Regions from separate parts of the Homo sapiens genome. Here region 1 is linked to region 2. Evidence: chromatin loops called from intact Hi-C (ENCODE). Cell type or tissue: sigmoid colon. All regions are shown on one strand. Links, peaks and the distances in the headings refer to the core of each region. The heading gives the core; the rest is flanking DNA. Region 1 has its middle 10 kb from the start of MAP7D3. Region 2 has its middle 29 kb from the start of RBMX.

Region 1 (8,333 bases), core at 209-8,208, 650 kb before region 2:
TATCCTGTAAAGAATATTTATGGAATGAATAAAAGAGAGTACTAGAAGCCCCCTGGGTACTGAAGGAGGAAGAAATGAAAATGCTTTGGATGGCCACCCCAGTGTTGAAAAGATCTAGACTTAAAATTATTAAAGGGCAAGAAAATGTCCTCATTTTTTTTTCTTGACTTCAAATAAAGTACAGCAAACATGGGCTGTGCCTCCTCATTCCAAATACAGGCCTGCAATATAAGGGAAGCTTCAGAGGATGCCAAAAAGCAGAAAGTATCAAGGGATGCCCTTTAAAGACACTTTGGAATTTCTAATAGAGCTAAAAATTGGTAAAATCCAGATAGGAAAAAATGAGAAGAAAATAGGAGTTAACATAGATTTCTGGGCCCCATTCCCAGAGTTTCTGATTCTATAAGTGTTATTATTTATATGACATCCATTCCTGAGTATACTGAACAATGTCTTGTGTGATGACAATTACTGCTGAGTATTTAATACCATTACACTTTGATAATGGAAAATATTAGAGATTCTAATACAGATCTAGTATTGTGTACATTGTGGAATATATATATGTATATATATGTATATGTATACGTATATGTGTGTGTATATATACATATATTTTTTTTAACTCAGAGCAGGCAGATGCTTTGCCCTGGGTTACATTGAAAGCCAAGGTAGCACCATGACATTACCAGCGAGCATGACAAGGCAGGGAAGCACATCACAATACAGACAGGTGGAGGTGGTGGTGTACGTCACCTATAGGGAGATGCAGCAGAGATGCCTGATGGCATTTCATATCACAATGCACTGTGCCAGAGTCTGATACAACGCACTGCATACACGATTTTCTCTTTTCCCCACAAAGGACAGTACACGCACAAAGCCAACTACATTTTAAAATGAGCTAGCTAGATGAATGAAGGAGAAGTAAAAACATCCAGATCACACACAGAAAGTGAGACACAGAAGAAACTCTTCTCCTATAAACTGAGAGAGATGTTTCCCCGGGAAAATTGGTCAGATTCAGAGTAGACCATGTCCCCTCATCCACTGCACTCAGCCCCCAGTTTTTCATGCTGCAAACTCAGATGTCTCTGTGGCAGAGGGAATGGTTTGTTGCTTTGAGTGTTGATCTAGACATCTGGAAGCTCTGTGGCTGGGAGGAATCTCATCCATACTTATGTATTGTACTTCATTAATCATCAAGTCCTATCTGGGGCTACATGGTGTTCTAAAGTCTTAGATTATAAACACTTTGAGATTCAACCTGAAGGCATTTTCACTGGTTAAAAATCTGTTCTTGCTGTGGTTCTTCTTGAGAGAATGTCCCTTTGCAAAACTCAGTTGTCAATGGGCTGATACAGTTGTGTAGCTGAAAGCCTTCACTGTAAACCTCATTGTTTTTTTCATGGCCAGTTCACAGCCCTATTTAAAGAATGTGTACTTTGGGAGAAAAAGGGCCTGAGAATATAAAGGGACCTGTGTGGGCAATCTCCAGGGCATGTGGGTCTATTGGCATGCACGCATGGGTAGCCAAGAGTCAAAGCAAGTTTTGCCAATGGATTCCCATCATCTTTGCATGCAGGTCAGGTGAAGGACTCAGCAAAAACAGAGCAAAAGTTCTGAGGCTCAGGTTAACCCAACAGCAAACACTTCAAGGCCCACAAGGAGAGTATTCAGGAAGAGACTTGAGGTAGATGAGGAGAAGAAAAAAAGTGCAGGTTATCCCTGAGGCCAATGGGTAAATAGACCATTTTCCTCTGTTCTCATGAAAGACACATACACTTGGATTTTGCTTTTCTTTAGTTTCCAGATGTTACTGTTGAGAACATATCAAGGATGTCAGAACTAGGAACAACTGTCAAGGCCACCTACTTTAGTCCTTTTACTTTCCTCCGAGGCTCAGAGAGAGGTGTTGACTCAACTTCCTGTGGCTGGAACCGAAGTCTCCTGACACCCTATCTAATGAATGTTCTTTCCTCTACGCACACGTGAAAGGCTGCCTAAACAATCTTTTGGGAGGAAAAAAAAAAAAGTGAGAATTGCTGATCCAATGCTGGGAACCATTATGTAATCCAGCTGGAATTTGGCCTATATCCTCCCAATGAAACTGAAAAGGGGATAGGAGGGAATTAAATGGAGATGTTGCAAAGTTTTGAAAGATGTACTGTTTGACAACTTGTTCTTTTTGTAAAGGTTCCTGTGAATTGGCCTTTACCTGCTGTTCCAGACTCATTCCTCACTACTTTCTCCCAGGAACTCTTTTTTGCACAGGTGAAACCAGGACGTCTCCTGAGCCTACAAGGGCCTCTGCTTTGATCTTTGCTCTTCCCCCACCTCACCGAGGCATGATTCAAATTCAGGATAATCTGATTCCAGAGCTCGCAAGCTTTCCATCAGTAGGAGGAGTCAGAGGAAGAGAGGGCCACTAAAAATGTTGCCTGGGAGCCTATGCCAAAGGCCAAACGAGCAGCCACATCAAATTTCCATCTGAATCTGGGAGTTAGGATGGGAATGGGGGAAATGGCCAAGCTCTAGTGTACCTGAGTGGCTTCATGGAAGAAATGGCTATTTCTTGAATGGTGAGTTTTTTTATATGTTGTCCTCAGAGCTTAGGACAAGGCAGGGAATCGCATCACAATACAGGGAGGTGAGCGACACATCACCAACAGGGAGGTGCAACAGGGATGCTGATGGCATTTTACCACAATGCCCTTCTTTAATACTGTGTAGAAGGTTTGTGTTCAATAAGTTTTGTTGTTGATCATGATGACATTTATTATTATGCCTGGGGATAATTAATTCAACTGAAACATACTCAGGAGGAACTGTTTCGTTTTTTGGTACTAACCAGTTCTTTTCTTTCTCTCTCCTTTTGCTGGGGGCGGGGGAGAGATATGTGCACCCAATTCCGGGATACTGCAGAAAAGGCTGATGTAAGAAGGGAGGTGTGAGAAATAAAGTACTGACTTCAATTTTGGTTCTGTAGAAATATTTGGGTAGCCGGCTTGGTGGTGTTTTCATGATTAAAAATGACCCAGTGTGTGTGCTTGACAGGAACATGGACCACAGCATGCCTGACATATGCTTTTTACCATCTCCATATGTCTCATTTATATCTTAATCCACAGCCTGCTGGGAAATAGCAGGGTAAGACAGCACTTGGGGGACCTCTGTTAGTTGGTCTCATGCTATTTTCTTAGCCTATGGTATTCACACATCCTCCACTCTGAGCTGGAATTTGGCCCTGGGCCTGTGCAATTGCCATAGGGCTGACTGCAGGGAAAAGAAAATTTGAAATGTGAAATGACTTTGTTCAAATATGAGTCAAGGATGTGTTCAGTCTGTTTATAGAAGGAGGAAATGACATTTGAAGAAAATTGGTTCAGGGAGAAATGCTGTCATTATATAAGCATTCATAGTTTAGTAACAGACTGGTGAAGAGAGTAACTGATTGGCTAACTTGCGAACCCCCTGAAAGTGTCCTTTATCCACTGCAGTGTGGTGAGGGGCTTTGGAACTGAACACATCTGGGCCTGGGTCCCAGTTCTGCCACTTAAGGACTTTGTGACCTTGAGCCTCAGTTTTCTCATCTGTAACATGAGCATAATGACAATTTCTTATAACTGCTCCATTATTATTCAAATCAGGTGATATAAAAGATCAGATACAGTGCCCAATGTACAGTACAGGCTCAATAAAAAAAAGATTGTTAGTAGTAATAATAGCTAATAGTTTGAAGGAATTTACCGTGTGTCAGGCACCGAGTCATACACTTTATTTACATTGCAGCCTCACTTATTCCTGACAATAATGCTATGAGGCCGGGCGCAGTGGCTCACGCCTGTAATCTCAGCATTTTGGGAGGCCAAGACTGGCAGATGGCTTGAGCCTAGGAGTTCGAGACCAGCCTGGGCAACATAGTGAGACCTCTTCTCTACAAAAAATCAAGAAATGAGGCAGGAGGATATCTTGAGCCCAGGAGGTCGAGGCTGCAATGACCCATGATTGCACCACTGCATCACTCCAGCCTGGGGGACCCTGCCTCACAAAAAAAAAATGCTATGAAGTCAGTAGAATTATCCCCTCAAATGCTGTTACTATTAATAATGATAATAATATACATACCACGTAGCTCAGACTGCAATAGATAATTCCATGCTTCCTGATCCTGTCCCAACTCAAAAGTTACCTGAAAGCCTTTTCTTTTTCTTCTCCCTTCACCTTTACCCTAAATGTCCTCATTTGTGAACAGAGGGCTGGGGATGTTTTACCAGGTGATTTAGAGACTAAAGACAGGAGGCCAAGAAAACAAAGCATTTTGCAACCCAAATGCTGGCAGAGGGATTTGCAGTTAGAAACGAGATCAAGTTTTTTAGGCAAAGAATAATAATTGTGTGTAACTATCCAACAAAGATGCTTGTTTGGGGAGAAATAAATGCAGGACTCATTCATATTTTCGAAGTCTTTTTAAAGACCAGAATGCTGGCGCTTCACAGAATGTCAGTACCCTTTGTGTTCCTGCCCTGCCCCTTCCCCTACCTTCCTCAGCTGTTGTGGGGGAGAAGGCCTGTTTCAGAAGAAGACAAGGTAGGGTCTATTCCCTTGAGGTGCTGATAAAACGTTGTCCAGTTGCAGACACCCCTCCCCCTCCCCCAAGCTTGTCTCCTGATGGAAGAAGCCAGAAGGCAGGAACAAATATAGTCTCAACAGACTGCAGCTACTACAGTGCTTGAACTCTCCCCTCATTTCTTACAAGTGGAAACAGCCTTACTGGAAGAGTGATCTTGCAAGAAGAGAAAACATCTATCAAGAGTAAGGCAGGCCGGGCGCGGTGGCTGATGCCAGTAATCCCAGCACTTTGGGAGGTCGAGGCAGGCAGATTGCTTGAGGCTAGGAGTTTGAGACCAGCCTGGCCAACATGGTGAGACACCGTCTCTACTAAAAATACAAAAATTAGCCAAGAGTGGTGGCGCATGCCTGTAATCCCAGTAACTCAGGATGCTGAGGCAGGAGAGTCACTTGAACCTGGGAGGCTGAGGTTGCAGTGAGCCGAGACGGTGCCCCTGCACTCCAGCCTGGGTGACAGAGCGAGACCGTGTCTCAAAAACAAACAAACAAACAAACAAAAAAAACAACAAAGAGTAAGGCAAAAACTGAAGCAGCATCTCATGAGAATCTAAGCCGGAAGACCATAGTCATGGCAGTTTATGGCAAAGAGGGAGGCATGTGGACCTTGAAGAGCATCAGGTTCAGGAGGGGTTAACCCCAATCACGTGGCTTAACACACTCCTCCTTCCCCCGCTTCAGGACAGCTTGTGGTTGGGGGAAATAGTGCCTCCTAGATGACAAAGTTATTTGAATGCTAGTTGAAAACAATGCTGGTTCGAGCCAGAATTTCCACATTTTTCACTTAAACTGTCTGTGCATAATTTCCAATTCTTTCTGGGTATGTTATTCCACCCCCACCTCCATCTCTGCCAATTCTCTGGGTATGGTAGAAAGGAAGCACTTTTATTCCAGTCACCAAAGTTTATGAAAATATGAATGACATTAATAGAATATTTTGAATCGTGTATTGCTTTAAGATAGGAAAGTCAGTTATCTTTTTCTCTGGTGGCCTTTTTGCACCATACTTTCCTTCCTTCCCTCCCTTCCTTCTTTCCTTCCTTCCTTCCTTCCTTCCTTCCTTCCTTCCTTCCTTTCTTTCTTTCTTTTTGAGACGGAGTTTCACTTTTGTCTCCCAGGCTGGAGTGCAATGGCCCGATCTCAGCTCACTGCAACCTCCACCTCCTGGGTTCAAGTGATTCTCGTGCCTCAGCCTCCTGAGTAGCTGGGATTACAGGCACCTGCCACCATGCCTGGCTAATTTTTTGTATTTTTTGTAGAGACGGGATTTCACCATGTTGGTCAGGCTGGTCTGGAACTCCTGATCTCAGGTGATTCACCCACCTCAGCCTGCCAAAGTACTGGGATTACAGGCGTGAGCCACTGCGCCGGGCCTTGCACCATACTTTTCAAAACATGTTAATGGACACTCACTTCATGGTAGGCATTTTAAACTGTGATTCTCAGGAACACCAGAGACATAAAAACTAAAATTATGACACATTTGATAGTTCAAAGACACTCAGATTTAATATTTAATTAGCTTCCTCCTCATTTTATGAAGGAAGCGATTTAGAAAGTGACTTGTCCAAAGTCACACTTCTTGTAAATGGCAGAGCCACTCATTTTATTTTATTTTATTTTATTTTATGTATTTATTTTGTTGAGACGGAGTGTCGCTCTGTCGCCCAGGCTGGAATGCAGTGGTGAGATTTCGGCTCATTGAAACCTCTGCGTCCTGGATTCAAGTGATTCTCCTGCCTCAGGCTCCTGAGTAGCTGGGATTACAGGCGCCCGCCACCACGCCCAACTAACTTTTTGTATTTTTAGTAGAGGTGGTGTTTCGCCATGTTGGCCAGACTGGTCTCGAACTCCTGATGTCAAGCGATCCACCCACCTCGGCCTCCCAAAGTGCTGGGATTACAGGCATGAGCTACCATGCCCGGCCAGAGAGCCACCCATTTTAAAGTCCCATTTTTCACAATGCAAATGATAATCCCAGCAGGGTGTTTTTTTTTTTTTTTTTTTTTAAGATGACATCTCCCTTTGTCGCCCTGGCTGGAGTGCAGTAGGAATGTACAGGTGCACACCACCATGCCAGGCTAAATTTTGTATTTTTAGTAGGTACAGGGTTTCGCCATATTGGCCAGGCTGGTCTCGAACTCCAGATATCAAGTGATCCGCCTGCCTTGGCCTCTCAAAGTGCTGGGATTATAGGTGTGAGACACTGCAGTCATCCCCAGCAGCTTTTTTGTGTGTATAGAAATGAACAAAATGGTGGCCGGGCACAGTGGGTCACGTCTGTAATCCCAGCACTTTGGGAGGTCGAAGTGGGTGGATAACCAGAGCTCAGGAGTTCGAGACCAGACTGGGCAACATGGTGAAATCCAATCTCTACAAAAAAAAAATACAAAAATTAGCCAGATGCTGTGGCACATGCCTGGTAGTCCCAGATACTCAAAAGCTGAGGCAGGAGAATCACTTGAGCCTGGGAGGTGGAGGTTGCAGTGAGCCGAGATCGTGCCACTGAACTCCAGCCTGGGTGACAGGGCAAGAACTTGTATCAAAAAAAAAAAAAAAAAAGAACAAAATGATTAGTTGCTATGAGAATTAAATGAGATAATATTTATAAAGTGGCATGCACAGTAGCTCGTTCCCTACACTACACACGTTTTCTTTCCTTTACACACATATATATTTTTGAGACAGAGTCTCGTTCTTGTCTCCCAGGCTGGAGTGTAGTGGCGTGATCTCATCTCACTGCAAGCTCTGTCTCCTGGGTTCAAGTGACTCTCCTGCCTCAGCCTCCCGAGTAGCTGGGATTACAGGCATCTGCCACCACGCCCGGCTAATTTTTGTATTTTTAGTAGAGACGAGGTTTCACCATGTTGGCTAGGCTGGTCTGGAACTCCTGACCTCAGGTGATCTGCTGGCCTCGGCATCCCAAAGTGCTGGGATTACAGGCGTGAGCCACCACGCCCGGCCTCTTTCCTTTATATTAATGTCTACATATCAGGTTTACATAGTTATAATGTTTATGTCCATACCATGTTGTGATCTGCCTTTTTCACTTAACTTACCACATACTTACCACTTTAATGCCTAAATAGCATTCCATCTGGTCGATAGACTACATTTTTAAGACATTCTACCATTATTGAACATTTGGATTGTTTTCAGTTTTTCACCATTATAAACAGCTGGGCTTGGAATGATCTTACACAGTTTTTCACCTTCTATCCCCTTGTTCCTTTGGGGATTGTTTCTTCGGAATGTGGTCTCAGCAATGGGGGCAGAGGTATAAAGAGCTTTCAAACCAAATTGCTCTCCAGAGAAATACCACCAGTTCAGTGTGTCTGCATGTCATCAGTGATGGGGAGACAATATTATTTTTTATTTTTAAAAGACGGGGTCTCACTCTGTTGCCCAGGCTGGAGGTGCAGTGGCACAATCATAGCTCACTGCAGCCTTGAACTCTTGGCCTCAAGTGATTCTCCTGATTCAGCTCCCTAAAGCTCTGGGATTACAGGCCTGAGCCACTGCACCCCATCGAGTCTATACTATTGGGAAAAAAACGTGGTTTAACTCTTCTCTCCAGGCATAGAAAAGCAACTTGAGAATTCTTGGCTGAAACTTCCTTCCCCACCCCTACTTACCCCACCCTGTCTTCTGCACTGTTAGTGCTTTCCTGGCCTTTTCTTTCTGTCTTTTTTTTTTTTTTTGCA
Region 2 (8,333 bases), core at 109-8,108:
CGCAGGTGGATCACCTGAGGTCAGGAGTTCGAGACCAGCCTGGTCAACATGGCGAAACCCTGTCTCTACTAAAAATTACCTGGGTGTGGTGGCCCATGCCTGTAATCCCAGCTACTCAGGAGGCTGAGGCAGGAGAATCACTGGAACCCAAGAGGCAGAGGTTGCAGTGAGCCGAGATCACACCATTGCACTCCAGCCTGGGCGACAGAGCGAGACTCCGGTTCAAAAAAAAAAAATCTGAAGAGCAACTGGTCAATCTCTTCCAGGGTCCGGAGCAAACCAGGAGCTGCTTTCAAATGGTATATAGCTTTCTGCTTCTAGATGGCATGGCCTTGCTCCAGAACCCTAAGTGTCTGCACCACCACACTCGGCTAATTTTGTATTTTTAGTAGAGATGGGGTTTCTCCATGTTGGTCAGGCTGGTCTCGAACTCCCGACCTCAGGTGATCCACCCGCCTCGGCCTCCGAAAGTGCTGGGATTACAGGCGTGAGCCACCGCGCCCGGCCACTTTTTCATTTTTATTTTTAACACAACAACCAACCAAGTAGGGTTTATTCTAGAGACACAAGGCTGATTCGGTACTTGAAAATCAAGGTAGGCTGAGTGCAGTGGCTCATGCCTGTAATCCCAGCACTTTGGGAGGCCGAGGCGGGTGGATCACTTGAGGCCAGGGGTTCAAGACTGCTTGACCAATATGGTGAAACCCCATCTCTACTAAACATACAAAAAATTAGCCGGGCATCGTGGTGCATACCTGTAATCCCAGCTACTAACGGGGCTGAGGAAGGAGAATTGCTTGAACCCAGGAGGCAGAGGTTGCAGTGAGCCGAGATCGCGCCACTGCACTCCAGCCTGGGCCACAGAGCAAAACTCTGTCTCAAACAAACAAACAAAAAAATCAGCGTAATCCATCACATTAATAGTCTTCAGAAAAAAAGAAGATCATAGCAATTGGTGCAAAAAATTTGATAAAATTCAATATGATGAACACTTCCAGCGAACTCAGAAGGCAACTTCCTTCACCCAATAAAGGGCATCTATAAAAATCTGTTAATCTCACTTAATGGTGAAAGACTGAAATGGTTTTCTCCCAAAAACTCCACACTCACCACTTCTACTTAACATCATATTGGAAATCCTACCAACAAGGCAAGAAAAAGAAACAAAAGGCATACATGTTGGAAAGAAAGAAATACAGCTGTTCCTGTTTGCATACAACATGAGAAAGTGTACAGGGCTGGCCAGAGGTGGCAGGCGGGGAGGCTAGTACCTGTCCTTGCCGTCTCACAGGCTTTGTTGTTGGAGAAAACCAGGCCTGCCTGGTGGATGCTTTTGCTGCTCTGGGTCCTCATACATGTTGCAGGGTTGTAAGGAAGCAAAAGATGAACATGGTTTGGATGGGCCGGCTGACCAACTCCTAGAGCCTCCAAAATATACAGAATATGCTGGAATGGGTTAATAGGCTTCTGGAAGGTAGTCGTGTTGCCCACATCAGCTGAGTAGCCCGTGGTGGGTGTGCTGTTTACGTGGATGGTGCACAGTCTCAGCTTATCTCCAGGACTGGCTTGGTGCCCAGCAGGTGGCTGGAGCTGGCGACAACAACACACTGGTGGCATCAGGAGAGCTGCGTCTTGTAGACTTTGGTGATGCTTCACTTCTTGAGGTTGACATAGGCATACGCCGTCCCTGCAGGGAGCCTTAAAGGAAGACCTCAATGTCACTGTTAGAGTCTGACCAGGGTCGGGGCCTACGTCCTGGAGGTGACCTGGGAGGCAGGGATGTAAAGCTCACACCTTCTTGTGGAGCGGCGGGCCCTCCTAAGGTTTGCTTCCTTGGCACCTGGAGGAGCTGGTATCCAAGCTCCAGGACTAGGCCTGGGAGGCTGTCCTGTTTTTTTTATTATACACGTTTTCAACCAAAGGCAGACCAGAGAGCCATACTAATGCAGCGGTAAAGCACAGAATTTTTATCCAAGCTCTGGTTACTTCCAACCGTGACCGCTCTCACGCTTGCTAGCTCCAATTTCCCATTCCTCTTCACAAAGGATGTGCCCTGGCAATCATGCTATTCTGCCCTGCAAATCTTGACATGGGCTTCTCCACTCCTTTTGATCAAGTTCAACCTTTTCACTCTCACAATTCCCTTATTTCTCATCATTCGCATATTTCCTTTCATTTCTCCTACAACTTTTTCAACATCTCTAGTCCAAGAGTTAACTTGATATATTTCTACACGCCTCGGCTCACCGCCAGCACGATGCCTTTGTTGTCTTGAATCGCCGCCTGCCAATCACCAGGAGACACAGACCTCTAGGAGCGAGGGAACTTGGACAGAAAGGCACTTGGCAAGGCGCACACGACTCAGCGTAAACAAGTGACCTCTTGTTCTCCAAAGCTCTTGAAACACAAGAAGGAAAAATAACAAGCTCTTCTACTATCTGTGTCCTATCATACCTACAATACTCTCTTGGTCCACATGCAAGCACTTTGCATTATAGTACACCACAAGGAGAAAAAGGTAAGACAGGATTCTTAACAGAGGTCGTAAAATAAGGTCCCCGCCGCTAAGAGAAAGAAGACTTTCTTCCAATAGCATAGAGCAGGACTCCACCTCCACCTCCCTTTTCTTTAGTCTTTTGCCCTTCCATCCTCCTTCCAAGACTAGCGTTATCCAATAGAAATATAATGCAGGTCACATACTATGTAATTTTACATTTCCAAGTAGCCACATTAAAAAAATTAAAAGAAGCAAGTTAAATTGGTTTTAGTAATGTTTTATTCAACGCAGTGGACCCCAAATATTATGATTTCAATCACCCATGCAGTAATTAGAAATGTTTTCTTTTTCTTTTTTTTTTTTTTTTGAGACGGAGTCTCGCTTGTTGCCCAGGCTGGAGTGCAGTGGCACGATCTCGGCTCACTGTAACCTCCGCCTCCCGGGTTCAAGCGATTCTTCTGCCTCAGCCTCCTGAGTACCTGGGATTACAGGCGCCCGCCACCACGTCCGGCTAATTTTTGCATTTTTAAGTAGAGATGGGGTTTCACCATGTTGGTCAGGCTGGTCTCGATCTCCTGACCTCGTGACCCGACCGCCTGGGCCTCCCAAAGTGCTGGGATTACAGGAGTGAGCCACCGCGCCCGGCCCCCCTCACGCTTTTTTTTTTTTTTTTTGACGGAGTCTCGCTCTGGTGCCCAGACTGGAGTGCAGTGGTGTGATCTCGGCTCACTGCAACCTCCACCTCCCAGGTTCAAGCAATTCTTCTGTCTCAGCCTCCCGAGTAGCTGGGACTACAGGCGCACGCCACTACGCCCGCTAATTTTTGTATTTTTAGTAGAGACGGGGTTTCACCATATTGGTCAGGCTGGGCTCGAACTCCTGACCTCTGGTGATCCACCCACCTCGGCCTCCCAAAGTACTGGGGTTACAGGCCTGAGCCACCGCGCAGGTCGAAATGTTTTACTTTCTTTTTGTCTTTGGTAGCTGGAGTGCATTTTACACTTACAGAACATCAAACTCGGAAAAGCTGCATTTTAAGTGCCTCATAGGCACCGCACTGGACCGTGCGGCCCTAGAATGCCACACCCCCTAATTCCTGCAGCCAGAAATGAAGATGGCAGGGGCGGTAACACTGCTAGTTTGGGACTAAGAAAGGCAACCTCGGGAGGAGGCGAGCCCCTGCTATGATGAAACTTCTAGGACAGCCTCCCTTCGCCCCCCCCAACCTGTGCAGGGCCTAGCGTGGCTGCAAGCGAGGCAGAGCGCAAGGCACCGCCAGAGCCACGGGAAAGGGCGAGGCGGGGAAGTCTGGGGATGGCGGGGCGGGGCGGGGCGGCTCGGCTCGGCGGGGATCCCCACGCATGCGCACCGCGACAGCTCACGATGCCCGCCTACTGGCGCCCTAGCAACCGGGTTGCGAACCATGTTCTATCCCGACTAAGTGGCCGTCCTGGGAGTTATAGTGCCACTAGCCGGCCTCGGCTGTTCCCTGTCCGAGGCTCTTGTCATTTCCGCTTATTTCCTCCACGGGTGCCGATTTCATGTGTGTGTTCCCGAGTGCCTGAGCCGGCTCCCGAAATGAGTACTCGTGGTTTCCGCGTGGGAACCAACCTCGAGCGCCAGTGGCCCGCCCTCTCCGGGCTGAGGTGGCTGCTGAGGCTGGGGCTGCTCCTGAGGCTTCAGGGCCGCCCGCTGCACGGCTTTCTACCTTCCCAGGTTAGCCGCGGTCAACTTCTGCCAGGCGGAGCGAGAAATCGCATTTTGTCAGGTGAGGATTGGAGGGAGTGAGAGAGATGTGAGGGGAAGGCTTCGGGTAGGGGTATAGGGCCGATAGGGGACGACCAGGGCCGAGAGCTCATGGACTTGGACCCGGAATGCCATTGCCTTCCCTGTGGGTATGTCTCAGGGGCTTTCAATCTCGGAGTCTCCCACTTCGCGGATCTTTCCCGCCCTCTCAGTATCTCCTCCTTCCTCACAGTTCCTCCCCTTCCTCTTCTTTTTCTGCTCCCTCCCTTCCCTCTCATCTCGTCTTCTTCCTTCTCCCTCTCGGCTCCAACGCCTACTGTTTCGGCCCCACCTTCTTATCTTGGCTCCTCCCCTTCCCCCCCTTATCGACTCCTTACCCAGTCTCTTTTTGTTCTGCCAGTGCTCTCTCGGCTCCTCCCCCTCCTCCTTTCTCCTGGATGCTACGCCCTCTCCCATCTCCTTCTCTTTCCCCTCCCTCTCGGCTCCTCTCCCTACCCCTCCCTCTCTTCTCCTTTACCTTCCTCCTCACTGCTGCTTTTTCTAGTCTCTTCCCCTCTGCTCTTCTGTTTTCCTTTTTACTGCTCCTCCTCCTTCCTCTAAGTCCTTCCCACTTCCCTCCCTATTGGCTGCTCCTCCACCTCCCTTTTGGCTTCTCTCCTGCCTCAACTAACTCCTCCCCTCCTCCCCAACGCCTTCGGTTCCCTCTCAGCATCTGTAACCCTTCCCTTCCCTCCACCCTTTCCCTCGTGTTCTTACACAATCTTCCATTCTGGACACATACACTCATTGTGGTCTTTCTTAAATACATCCCCACCATGCTGTGTTACCCCTCACTCATATGGTCTCACACTCTTACCCCCCTAATTCTTGTTAATCCACTTGGGTCTCCTGGGTCCTTTCTCTGCAAACATAGTGTTATTTACTTCTAGAGATTTGTGAGAATAAAATGAGATAGTACATGAAAAGCACTTACGACGGCACCTTGCACATAGTAAGCTTTCAATAAATGGTAACTGTCATCATTATTACTTTTCTTTAGCCAGGGATTCCTGGCACAATTCCTCTTCAGCGTGTCCCTCAACCACCAGTAATTTCTTGGCTCCCTTCCTTAGTAGCCTCGTTGTTTTCATTGTAAGCTGACTCAAAAGGAATTTTTCTTGCAAGTAATCAATTCAAAAAGTATTAATAAATAAGACTTATGTTCTGATCTCTAGTTGCCTAATCTAGGGTGTAGGGGGGTATTCTGGTAGAAGGCATCACAAATGCACACAAAGTTGAGAATGGTGCTGGTGCCATCTGACTATAGACTTAGCCAACTTTAAGGTTCTAGGAGTTTTTAAAGGCTAGTTCTAGGTGCAGCATGTTTACTTTTCAAACCTGGAGCTTGCCTTTCCCTGTGAGAAATATTGATAGCAGTGTTTTGAGCAAACCTCTTGCCAAACACATGTAAGAAATAGCATCCTTTTTATATTTTTTATTTGCCTTTTCTCTGACTGTTTATATCTACTCCTTGCTCTTTATTCTTTATTTCAGCAGGCTCCCTAACAAAGAAACATGATTAGTAACATCTGGAACCTTTCCTTTCCTTTCCCTTTCCCCTTCGGCTTCCCCTCTTCTTTCCTTCCTTCCTCCCTCCCTCCCTCTCTCTCTCTTTTTCTTTCTCTTTCTTTCTCTTCCTTCCTTTCTCTTTCTTTCTTTTCTTTCTTTCTTTTCTTGCTTTCTCTTTCTTTCTCTTTCCTTCCCTTTCCTTCCTTTCTTTTTCCCTCCCTCCCTTCCTCCCTTCCTTTCTTTCCTTCCTTCTTTCTTTTTTTTGAGATGAAGTCTCACTCTGTCTCCCAGGCTGGAGTGCAGTGGCACGATTTCGGCTCACTGCAACCTCCACCTCCTGGGTTCAAGTGATTTTCCTGCCTCAGGCTCCCGAGTAGCTGGGATTATAGGCACCCGTCACCACGCCCAGCTAATTTTTTTTTGTTGTTGTTGTATTTTTAGTAGAGATGGGGTTTCACCATGCTGGCTAGGCTGGTCGAACTCCTGACCTTAGGTAATCCACCCACCTCGGCCTCCCAAAGTGCTAGGATTGCAGGTGTGAACCACTGCACCTGGCAACATAAACTTTCTATACTGAATGAGACCTGTTTCCGGTATTTGGGGTTCACACATTTAAGTCTGTGATACATTTTGGGTTTTTTGTTGTTGGAAGATGTGAAAGGTTGAGATTAACTTTTTTTTTTGCCTATAGATATCTAATTTCTTTAGCATGGTTTCTTGAAAAGACTATCTATCCTTCCTCCGTGAAATTGCTTTTGCACCTTTTCAAATTTTTTTTGGCAGAGGCTTGCTCTGTCCCCCAGGCTGGAGTGCAGTGGCACCATCTTGGCTCACTGCAGCCTCCACCTCCTGAGCTCAAGCGATTCTTCTGCCTCAGCCTTCTTCTTCTTCTTCTTTTTTTTTTTGAGATGGAGTCTTGCTCTGTTGCCCACGCTGGAGTGCAGTGGTGTGATCTCGAGTTCAAGCAATTCTTCTGCCTCAGTCTCCCAAGTAGCTGGGATTACAGGCATCCGCCACCATGCCCGGCTAATTTTTTTTTGTATTTTTAGTAGAGATGGGGTTCCATCTCTACTACATGGTTCCATCTTTCTACATGGTTCCAACATGTTGGCCAGGCTGGTTTCGAACTCCTGACCTCATGTGATCCGCCCACCTTGGCCTCCCAAAATGCTAGGATTACAGGTGTGAGCCACCTCACCTGGCCCTGCCTCAGCCTTCTGTGTAGCTGGGACCACGCCCAGCTAATTTTTGTAGTTTTAGTAGAGACGGGGCCAGTCTGGTCTCAAATTCCTGACCTGAAGTAATCCACCTGCCTCGGCCTCCCAAAGTGCTGGGATTACAGGTGTGAGTCACCGAGCCTGGCAACTTTTTCACCTTTGTAAAAAATCACTTGGGCATAGTTGTATGGCTGTATTTCTGAGTTTTCTGTTGTACTGTTACATTGGTTTGTGTGTCAGGCATTAGCTTTTTGATGATTAAATTTGCATGCAATACCTTTGTGGAGTGCCATTGTTCTAACAGGAAAGTGTACCTTATCAAGAAATGCTATCCCTTGGACTGAAGAAACTTGGCAGTGTAGTACAACTCTGCTGCCAATAAGATTCTTTTTTGGTTCATATTTGTATTATTTCAGGACAGTAGGTGCTAAAATATGACTCTGTTTTTCATTGTTTACTCATGCTCATTATTTCCTGATTCATAACATTGGCACATTTCATCTGAAGGCTCTGGAAGAAAATAATAATAATAATAATAATAACACTGGGCCAGGTGCGGTGGCTCATGCCTGTAATCCCAGCATTTTGGGATGCCGAGGCAGGCGGATCACCTGAGGCTGGGAGTTCAAGAACAGCCTGACCAACATGGAGAAACCCTGTCTCTACTAAAAATACAAAATTAGCCGGGCATGGTGGTGCATGCCTGTAATCCCAGCTACTCGGGAGGCTGATGCAGGAGAATTGCTTGAACCTGGGAGGCGGTGGTTGTAGTGAGCCGAGGTGGTGCCATTGCACTGCAGTCTGGGCAACAAGAATGAAACTCCGTCTCAAAAACAAAAAACAAAAAGTAAAAAAACCACTGGCACTTTACCTTGATAATCCTCCATAGCTAGACCTTGTAAATAAGAAATTTTGTATTAAAAGTATCAAATATTTTATGATCACATTCTTTTGGTAACAGTGTTATTCAGAGAAAAATCACGTACCATATAATTCACCCACTTAAAGTGTCTAATTTAGTGTTTTTTAGTATATTCACAGAGTTGTACAACCACCACTACCATCAATTTTATTGTCACTTTTAAGTGAAGGATTGTATATCAGGGTAGTTCTTAGGAAGCTAGGGTGGATTTCATATCCCACCTTGTATGTTATTGAAGAAGACAAATTCTTCTCTTCAGTGATGACAGCATTGTGTGTGTGTCTAGTTGTAATCATTTCAGTTACAAATGAAAAGTAGAAGAGGAAAATGTAGAGAATAATGGCATACTGAAGTCTTTGAAGAAGTTTTACCTGTAAGATAAATTGCTTATTTCATATCCCAC

Evidence for each region. A loop is a pair of places that touch in the nucleus more often than their neighbours do. Peaks named below come from ENCODE experiments on the same cell type or tissue, not always from the same donor. Only the 100,000 strongest peaks of a DNase experiment are listed, where the experiment ranks them.
Region 1: a loop joins it to region 2, with 8 times the contacts of the local background. A loop is called at or near these places in 2 of 110 quality-filtered maps.

What each region holds. Positions count from the first base shown.
Region 1 is chrX:136,257,732-136,266,064 of GRCh38, forward strand. No RefSeq gene overlaps it. Among named protein-coding and RNA genes, the nearest start is that of MAP7D3, 10 kb to the left of the region's middle. In sigmoid colon, for the core only: no CTCF peak of the experiment used is centred there; no DNase peak of the experiment used is centred there.
Region 2 is chrX:136,905,516-136,913,848 of GRCh38, forward strand. No RefSeq gene overlaps it. Among named protein-coding and RNA genes, the nearest start is that of RBMX, 29 kb to the left of the region's middle. RefSeq lists an enhancer at 3,500-3,549. In sigmoid colon, for the core only: no CTCF peak of the experiment used is centred there; DNase peaks (open chromatin) are centred at 2,266, 3,756 and 4,656; H3K4me3 peaks cover 2,277 bases; H3K27ac peaks cover 1,710 bases.